Regions from separate parts of the Homo sapiens genome. Here region 2 is linked to region 1. A link is a loop called in an ENCODE intact Hi-C map of the cell type or tissue named here. Cell type or tissue: HCT116. All regions are shown on one strand. Links, peaks and the distances in the headings refer to the core of each region. The heading gives the core; the rest is flanking DNA.

Region 1 (4,410 bases), core at 169-4,168:
CCCAGTTTTAAATCAGATTATTATTATTATTATTGTTATTATTAATTATTATTATTACTATTGAATTGACTCCCTTAAATATTTGAGATCAGTCCAATGCCAGATAATTAGTTTACAAATATTTTATCCCATTTAACAGGTTGTCTCTTCACTCTGTTGATTGTCTTCTCCACTATGCAGAAGGTTTATAGTTTGCTACAGTCCCATTTATTTATCATTGTTTGACTTTGCCTGTGCATTTGAAGTCTCGGCCATAAAATCTTTGCCTAGACCAATGTTCTGAAGTGTTTATGTTTTATTCTAGTAGTTTTATAGTTTTTGCTCTTACTGTTAAGTCTTTAATCCATCTTGAGTTGATTTTTTGTATTTGCTGAGATAGGGATCCAGTTTCAGTCTTCTGCATATTGACATCCAGTTTTCCCAGCACCATTTATCGAAGAAGGTGTCCTTTCCCCAATGTATGTTCCTGTCAACTTTGTTGAAAATCAATTGGCTGTAAACAGTTGGATTTATTTCTGCGTTTCTATCCTGTCCCTTTGGTCTATATTTCTGTTATTATACCAATACCTTGCTGTTTGGTTGCTCTAGACTTGCAATATATTTTGAAGTCAGGTAGTGTGATGCCTCCAGCTTTCTCGTTTTGGCTAGGATTGCTTTGGTTAGTCAGGCTCTTTTTTGGTTTCATGTAAGTTTTAGGATTGTTTTTCCATTTCTGTAAAAAAATGACATTGGTATTTTGACAGGGATTGCATTGAATCTGTAAATTGCCTTGGGGAGTATGGTCATTTTAACAATATTAATTATTTTGGTTCATGAGCATGGAATGTCCTTCCATTTTTTTGTGTTGTCTTCAATTTCTTTCATCAGTGCCTTGTAGTTTTCCTTGCAGAGGTCTTTCACCTCCTTGGTTACATTTATTACTAGGTACTTTTTGTGGCTATTACAAATGGGATTTTGTATTCTGAAACTTTACTAAATTTATTTATTAGATCTAAGAGTTTTTGGTAAAGTGTTTACATTTTTCTAGATATAAGATTATATTCAAAAAGGGCCATTTTGACTTCCTCTTTTCCAATTTCAATGCCTTTTATTTCTTTCTCTTTCCTGATTGCTCTGGCTAGCACTTCAAGTACTATGATGAATAGGAGTGGTAAAAGTGGAGTTCCTCGTGTCTTGTTTTAGTTTTCAGAGCAAAGGCTTTCAGGTTTTTCTCATTTAGTATGGTGTTAGCTGTGGGTTTGTCATATATAGCCATTATAATGTTGAGGTATGTTCCCTCTATGCCCACTATGTTGAGAGTTTTTATTATGAAGGGGTGCTGAATTTTATCAAATGTTTTTTCTGCATCTATTGAGATAATTGTAGTTTTTCCTGCATTGGGTTAATGTAAGATATCACGTTTATTGATTTGCATATGTTGAACATCCTTGCTGCTTTGGATATATCTCCCTTGATTATGGTGTGTTATCCTTTGGATGTGTTGTTGGACCCAGTTTTCTACTATTTTGTTGAGGATGTTTGCATCTATGTTTAGCAGGGATATTGTTCTGCAGTTTTTGCTTGTTTATTTGTTTCATCTTGCCTGGTTTTGGTATCATGGTAATGCTTGCCTCATAGGATGAGTTAGGGAAAATTCCATCCTCTTCAATTTTTTGGAATAGGTTGAGGAGAATTGATGTGAGATCTTCTTTGTAAATCTGGTGGAATTTGTCAGTAAAGCCATCTAATTCTGGGCTTTTCTTTTTTGGGAGACTTTTTATTATTGATTTAACCTCATTACTTGATATTGGTCTGTTCAGGTTTTCTATTTGAGACTAGTTTTCTGGGTCAGAATATGGTCTCACTTGAAAATGCAGTGTGGGCACTTAAAAAGATGTATGTTCTCATGTTTTGGGGTGGAATGTTTTATACTTGTCTATTAGATCAAGGTGATAATTTGTATTGTTCAGGTCTTCTATATTTTGTTACTTGTTCTACCAATAACTGGGAAAGAGTGTTGAAATCTCCAAATATACTTTTGTGTTTGTTTATATCTCTTTTCATTTCTGTTGGTTTTGCTTCATATATTTTTGAACTCATTTATATGGTGCAAAACATTGAGAACTGTTATGCTCTCTTGATGAATGAACCAGTTTATTATTAGGAAATTACCTTTCTTCCCCCGGTAATTTACTTGTCTGAAATTTACTTTTTTTGATATTAATAAACCCATTCTAGCTATCTTCTGTTTACTGTCAATAGTATATTTTAACATCATTTTACTTTTAACCTATTTGTATCTTTATACTTAAGGTGAGTTTCATTTTAAACATCATTTTATTTTAACCTATATATATCTTTATACTTAAGGTGAGTTCCTTGTAAGTGGCATGTTGTAGGGCCTTCCTTTCTTATTCAATGTTAAAAATTCTACTTTTTAGGTATTTAGACCATTATCATTTAAGGTGAATATGTATATGGTTGTGTTTAAACCTGCCATCTTTTTCTTTATTTTCTCGTTGTCACATTTGTTTATGTTATTTTTCTTCTTTTTCTTTTTTATGATCCCATTTTATCTTTATTGTTGGATTATTAGTTATAACACTTTGTTATGTTACTTCAGTGGTTGCTTTGGAGTTTATAATATGTATTTTTGACTTACCAGTCTCCCTTCAAGTAAGTCTTTACTTCATGTGTAGCATACAATAGAAACTTCCATTTCTCTGCTTCCTAACCTTGTGTTATTCATTCATTTTGCTGCTACATATGGTATAACCCCACATTACACTGTTACTATTTTTTTAAACAGTTGACTATCTTTTATATAGGTTTAAATAATAAGAATAAAATACATTATATTAACCTATGTAGTTATTACTTATGACACTCTTTATTCCTCTGTGGAGGTTCGAGTGTCTATCTGAAATCATTTTTCTTCTGCTTGAAGGACTGCTTTTACATTTTTGCTTGCATTATCATTTGGTGACATTCTCTTTTAAGTACAGACAATTTTTTCCCAATATTGAATCAGTACATTTCTTACTACTCTAACCCATTCCCTATCAGATATAGTGTTTCTAGTCTAGCTGTTAAAGGCCAGCACTATTCCTAGGAGAGTGTTGACCATGTTTCCCTCTAATTCTTTCAAGTGGTTCTTTCTCTGGCCTTAGGTAATTTTCTCACACATAAGTATGGATAAATACTCAACAGAATACTCTGAGAAAGACCCTCTGTAAATTTCCAGGGTTCTTTCTCTGCGCAGATCTCTCTTCTCTGATATTTTGCCCTGTGAACTCTACTCAGCCTTGAATTCTGAGAAAACCCACGTCCATCTCATCAACTCAAGGAGACAGGCTCTGCTTGAGTTTCCTCTCACTTTGCTTGTTGCTTCCTAAACATCTCCTCCAAGCAGTAAGCTAAGGCAATAGTACAGCTCACCTTATTGGTTTTTCTCTTTTGTTGCCTGAGGTTCAGTATCACTAAAACCATTTATTTCATACATTTTTATAGTTTTTTAGTTGTTCCCATTAAAATAATAAATCTGGTGCCTGTTACTTCATCTCGTCTGAAAATAAAACGTGGAATTTTTAACTGTATTTAATTTCAATTAATTAAAATTTAAATAGTCACATCTGGCTATATTGAATAGCACTAAATAGAAGGTACTGATTACAGAGATATTCACATAGTGAAATTTCACTGAACTGTGTACTTATGATTTGCACACTTTTATGTATGTGTAACACTTCAACAAAAAATGGCTGAAGAATTAAAATGCTATTCTTAAACTTGTTCATCAGAAACATCCTTTTTTTCTGAATCGCTGCTCAGGAAAGCTGACTCTCTCTCTCTCTCTCTCTCTCTCTGTGTGTGTGTGTGTGTGTGTGTATGTGTGTGTGTGAGAGAGAGAAAGAGAATCATGAAAGTTTTAGCAAGGAAGAAGTAACCAAATAATGCTCTCATTATTTTATTTTCCAGGAAAGATGAAAGAATGAATGAGTGGTAAGTAAAGCATCTCTATATAAATTACATATGCCACATTCACATTACAAGATTAAGAATCGTGTCATCTTTAAACTCCAGTGAAATTAAACTGAATGATAAAAAATATACCAGGTATAGTAACTTTACTTAATATCTTATACCTGATTTATTCTTATTATATACTGGAGTTAGTTTAACTTGTGTAATTCCTACCTTTAAAAAAGGGTTTTTTTTTAATGTGCCTAGCCCTAAGTGGTTCAACTTGGCTTGATCTTTGCATATGACAGAGGTATGAGGAGGCAATGTGTATTTATAGCATGAGGAGAACTGTAAAATGGGTCATGTTTTTAATTTTTTGAATAATTCTATATTTCCCTATAGCCTGATTTCCTTTATATGTGGCCTGTTTCTCTTCCTGGGGATGAGTCTGACTTGGTCATTCTATTA
Region 2 (4,410 bases), core at 100-4,099, 830 kb after region 1:
CTGGCATCTCCAAGCCTCCAGGCATCACCATGTTTCCCCATTCCAGCCTTGGAAGCTGCTTGTGGTGTGCCTGGTCCAGCTGCAGCCTTGCAGAGGGCCAGCACCTGTGACAGCACCTGGAGCTGCCCACCCCATTGCAGCAACCAGCATGTCTGACTATGCAGTGGCCAGACCCCATGCTCACTCACACACCCCTGGCCATTCCATGTCTGATTCACCCTTGGCAGGCATGGGACCCAGGCCAGTAGGTCAAGTGCAGCCTGCCAAGGTGAGTTGGTGAAACAGCCTAGCCACAGAGGTTTCTAGCCAGAAAAACAACACCCTGAAGATCCTGTAACTGCATATTATCTGAGCACTTGGGACAAAGATCCTGTCTCTAAAAACAAAATTTTTTTTTAATTAGCCAGTCATGGTGGTACATGCCTTTAGATCCAGCTACTCAGGAGGCTGAGGTGGGAGGATTGCTTGAGCCAAGGAGTTCAAGGCTACAGTGAGCTAGGATAACACCACTGCACTCCAGCCTGGGTGACAGAGTGAGACCCTGTATCTTTACAATTAATTAAATAAAAATAAATGAGAAAGAAAAAAGAACAAAAGACCACCATCTCTTATGAACATTGATGCAAAAATCTTCAACAAAATACTAGCGAACCAAATCTTGCAGCACATTAAAAGCATTTTACACAATCATCAAGTGGGATTTATTCCTGGAATGCAAGGATGGTTCAACGTATTAGAATCCACCACTCTAATAAACAACATTAACAGAATGAAGGGGAGGGAACCACATGATCTTTTCAATTGGTGCAGAAAAGGCATATGACAAAATTCAATACCCTTTCATGATAGAAAACACTCAACAAACTGGGAATAGAAGGAAACCACCTTAACATAATAGAAGGCATTATGAAAAACCCAGAGCAAATATCATATTCAATGGTAAAACAATAAAAGCTTTTCTTCTAATATCAAGAACAGAGCAAGAATGCCCACTTTTGCCACTTGAATTCAACATAAAACTGGACATTCTACGCAGAACAATTAGGCAAGAAAAAGAAAAGACATCTAAACTGGAAAGGAAGAAGTAAAATTATCTCTGTTTACAGATGATATAATTTTATATATAGAAAACCCTCAGGATTCTAACAAAAGAAACTATTAGAACTAATAATGGAATTCAGCAAAGTAGCAGGATACAAAGTTAGCACATAAAAATCAGCTGCATTTCTACATACTAACAATAAACAATCTAAAAGGGAAATTATGAAAATTCAACTTACAATAGCATTAAAAAGAATAAAACACTTAGGAACTAACCTAAATAAAGAAGTAAAATATTTTACAATGAAAATTATGAATCACTGATGAAATTAAAGAAGACTTAAACAAATGGAAATGCATCCTATGTTCATGGATTGGAAGACAATATGGCTAAGACATCAATACTACCCAAAGTGATCTGCAGATTCAATGCAAAAACTACCAAAATCCAAATGGCATTTTTTGCAGAAATAGAAAAACCCATCCTAAAATTCATATAGAATCTCAAGGACCCAAAATAGCCAAAACAACCTGAAAAAAAGAACAAAGCTGGAGGACTCACATTTCCTGAATTTAAAACTTACCACAAAGCTATAATAATTAAAATACTGTGGTAGTGGCATAAAGCCAGACATATATACCAATGGAATAGAATTAAGAGCCCAGAAATGAACCCTGCTATATATATATGGTCAAATGATTTTTGACAAGAATGCCAAGACTATTCAGTGGGGAAAAGACAGTCTTTTCAACAAATAATCCTGGGAAAATGGGATATTCACTTGCAAAAGAATAAAACTGGATCCTTATCTAATCCATATTCAAACATTAAATCAAAATTGATCAGAGGCCAGGCACAGTGGCTCATGCCTGTAATCCCAGCACTTTGGGAGGCCAAGGCAGAGGATCGCTTGAAGCCAAGAATTTGAGAACAGCCTGGGTAATATAGCAAGACCTTCATCTCTATGATAAGTTTAAAAACAAAAATGAAACAATTTTTAAAATGTTTTAATGGATCAAAAGCCTAAACATAAGACTTAAAACAATAAAACCCTTAGAAGAAAACACAGGGCAAAAGCTTCACAACATTGGATTTGACAGTCATTTCTCAGATTTGACATCAAAGGCACAGACAACAAAAGAAAATATAGACAAATTGTACTTCCTAAACAATGTTTACATTTTGTACATCAAAAGATACTATCAACAAAGTAAAAACACAACCCACAAAATGAAAGAAAATATCATATCTGATAAGGGATTAATGTGCAGCATACATAGAGAACTTCTAAAACTCAACAACAAGAAGACAACCTGATTCAAAATGGGCAAAAGTCTTAAGGTGACTCACCTTCTTTGCGGGATGCCTGGGAGTTGCCATCTGCTCATCCCCATTGGCCTTAAAAAGCCAGTGGACCAAAAGGTGGCAGTCTTTTTTTTCTACAAACAGGAATTGGAAGCAGTGGCTGGCAGGCCAGTGCGATCTCTGGTTCCTGTCTATTTATGAGCCTACTCTCTATGAGTCCTGTGGTGGCCTCAGAGCTGGCAGAAGCACACTGGGTTTGTCCCTGCCTCCCTCCAACTATGAGTTGGGCCATACTAAACTGCCCACCATATTGAAAAAAAAAAGTTTTAATGGGCAAAAGATTTGAACAGACATTTCTTTAAAGAAAATACACAAATAGCCAATAAGCACATGAAAAGATGTTCAACATTACTAATCACTGGGGAAATGCAAATCAAAACAATGAGATATCACCTCACACCCATTAAGAGGGCTACTGCCAAAAGAACAGAACAGAACAGAAGTGTTGGAGAGGGTGTGGAGAAATTGGGACCCTTGTGTACTGTTGGTGAAAATGTAAAATGTTACAGCCGCTGTGAAAAACAGTATGACAGTTCCTCAAAAATTTAAAAATTGGATTAACTTATGATCCAGGAATTCTATTTCTGTACCCAAAAAAAGCTGAAAGCAGGGCCTCAAAGGATATTTGTATACCCATGTTGGTAGCAGCATTTTTGAGCTAAACCATGAAAGCAACCCATGGTCCATCAATGGATGAATGGATAAGCTAAATGTGGTATATCTGTACAATGAAATATATTTCACCTTAAAAGGGAAGGAAATTCTGATGTCGGCTACAATATAGATGAATCTTGAGAACATTATGTGAAGTGAAATAAGCCAGTCTCTAGCAGACGAGTACTGTATGATTCCACTTATATGAGGTATTTAGAGCAGTTCAAAATTATAGAGTCAGACAGTAGAATAGCGGGTGCCAGCAGCTGGGGAAAAGGGAATATGGGGAATTATTGTTTAATGGATACAGAGTTTCAATTTTACAAGATGAAACATGTTATGGAGATGAATGATGGTGATGATTGCACAACACTATGAATGCATTTAAAAATACTGAACTGTGTACTTAAAAATAGTCACGATGACAAATTTTTTGTTTCATGTATTTTACCACAATTTATCAAATGGGGAAACACTTTATAATCATTTGAAAGGATAGGAGTGCTCATAGGGGTGAAGTTTAGAAGCTACTAACTACAACATAAAATACTAATAACAGAGGAAAAAGAAAATCATTAACAGCAGCATCTAACCAGATTTCAACCAATGGGGTTTCATAATTCGTTATGTTCAACTAAATAGGGATCCCTGAACTGTCAATATAAAATTTATTGTCCTAAATGCAATTACACTGTAAGCACTGTTAAACCTTGGGATATTGATTATTTGAACATTTAGACAAATAAAAGTATTAAAATATTATAAAAATTAAAAGACTCAGTTAAGAAATCATAACATCTATGAATATACAATCATGTTTTCCCTGAAGATATGACTTCAGTCCCAAAATAAATTTTCAAATATAAAACAGCTATAATAATGTTTCAACCAATAACTTTATATTACCATAAAATTGGAAGAGAAGTAACTAGTTTTTAGGATAATAAGAAAATGTTAGTAATAAAGCATTATTAGGAAATATGCAGCAACATTCTGTTACCATGGGCTTTGTTTTTAGATCCATGATTTGATAAAAATTCATATGTCCCTTTCTATTTATTTTAAAAGAGATAAAAACCTACCACAGTAAAATGCCTCTAGGTCTATGCCTAGCGCCTTAGAAATAAAAATTTATTATCAAAGGATGGCTAAAGCCTCAGCTCATCCAAAGAGCTCCTCCTACTGTTCCAAAATATAAAATGAGTCTGAAGAGAGGAACTTTAACTGAAGAACCAGAGCATGACAAAATCAAGGCATAGGAACCAGAAGAGTTAAAGCCCCTGAGTCAGGGCTGAGATTCTGATTCTTAAACAGAAGGAGCTAAAAGTCAAACCCTGACAGAGACAAAG

Evidence for each region. Hi-C counts contacts between places; a loop is a spot of excess contacts. Peaks named below come from ENCODE experiments on the same cell type or tissue, not always from the same donor. Only the 100,000 strongest peaks of a DNase experiment are listed, where the experiment ranks them.
Region 2: it touches region 1 in a loop (3.0-fold over the local background); 2 of 110 quality-filtered maps call a loop at or near these places.

The regions. Positions count from the first base shown.
Region 1 is chr12:58,823,248-58,827,657 of GRCh38, reverse strand. No RefSeq gene overlaps it. Among named protein-coding and RNA genes, the nearest start is that of LINC02388, 44 kb to the right of the region's middle. In HCT116, for the core only: no CTCF peak of the experiment used is centred there; no DNase peak of the experiment used is centred there.
Region 2 is chr12:57,993,036-57,997,445 of GRCh38, reverse strand. No RefSeq gene overlaps it. Among named protein-coding and RNA genes, the nearest start is that of ATP23, 54 kb to the right of the region's middle. In HCT116, for the core only: no CTCF peak of the experiment used is centred there; no DNase peak of the experiment used is centred there.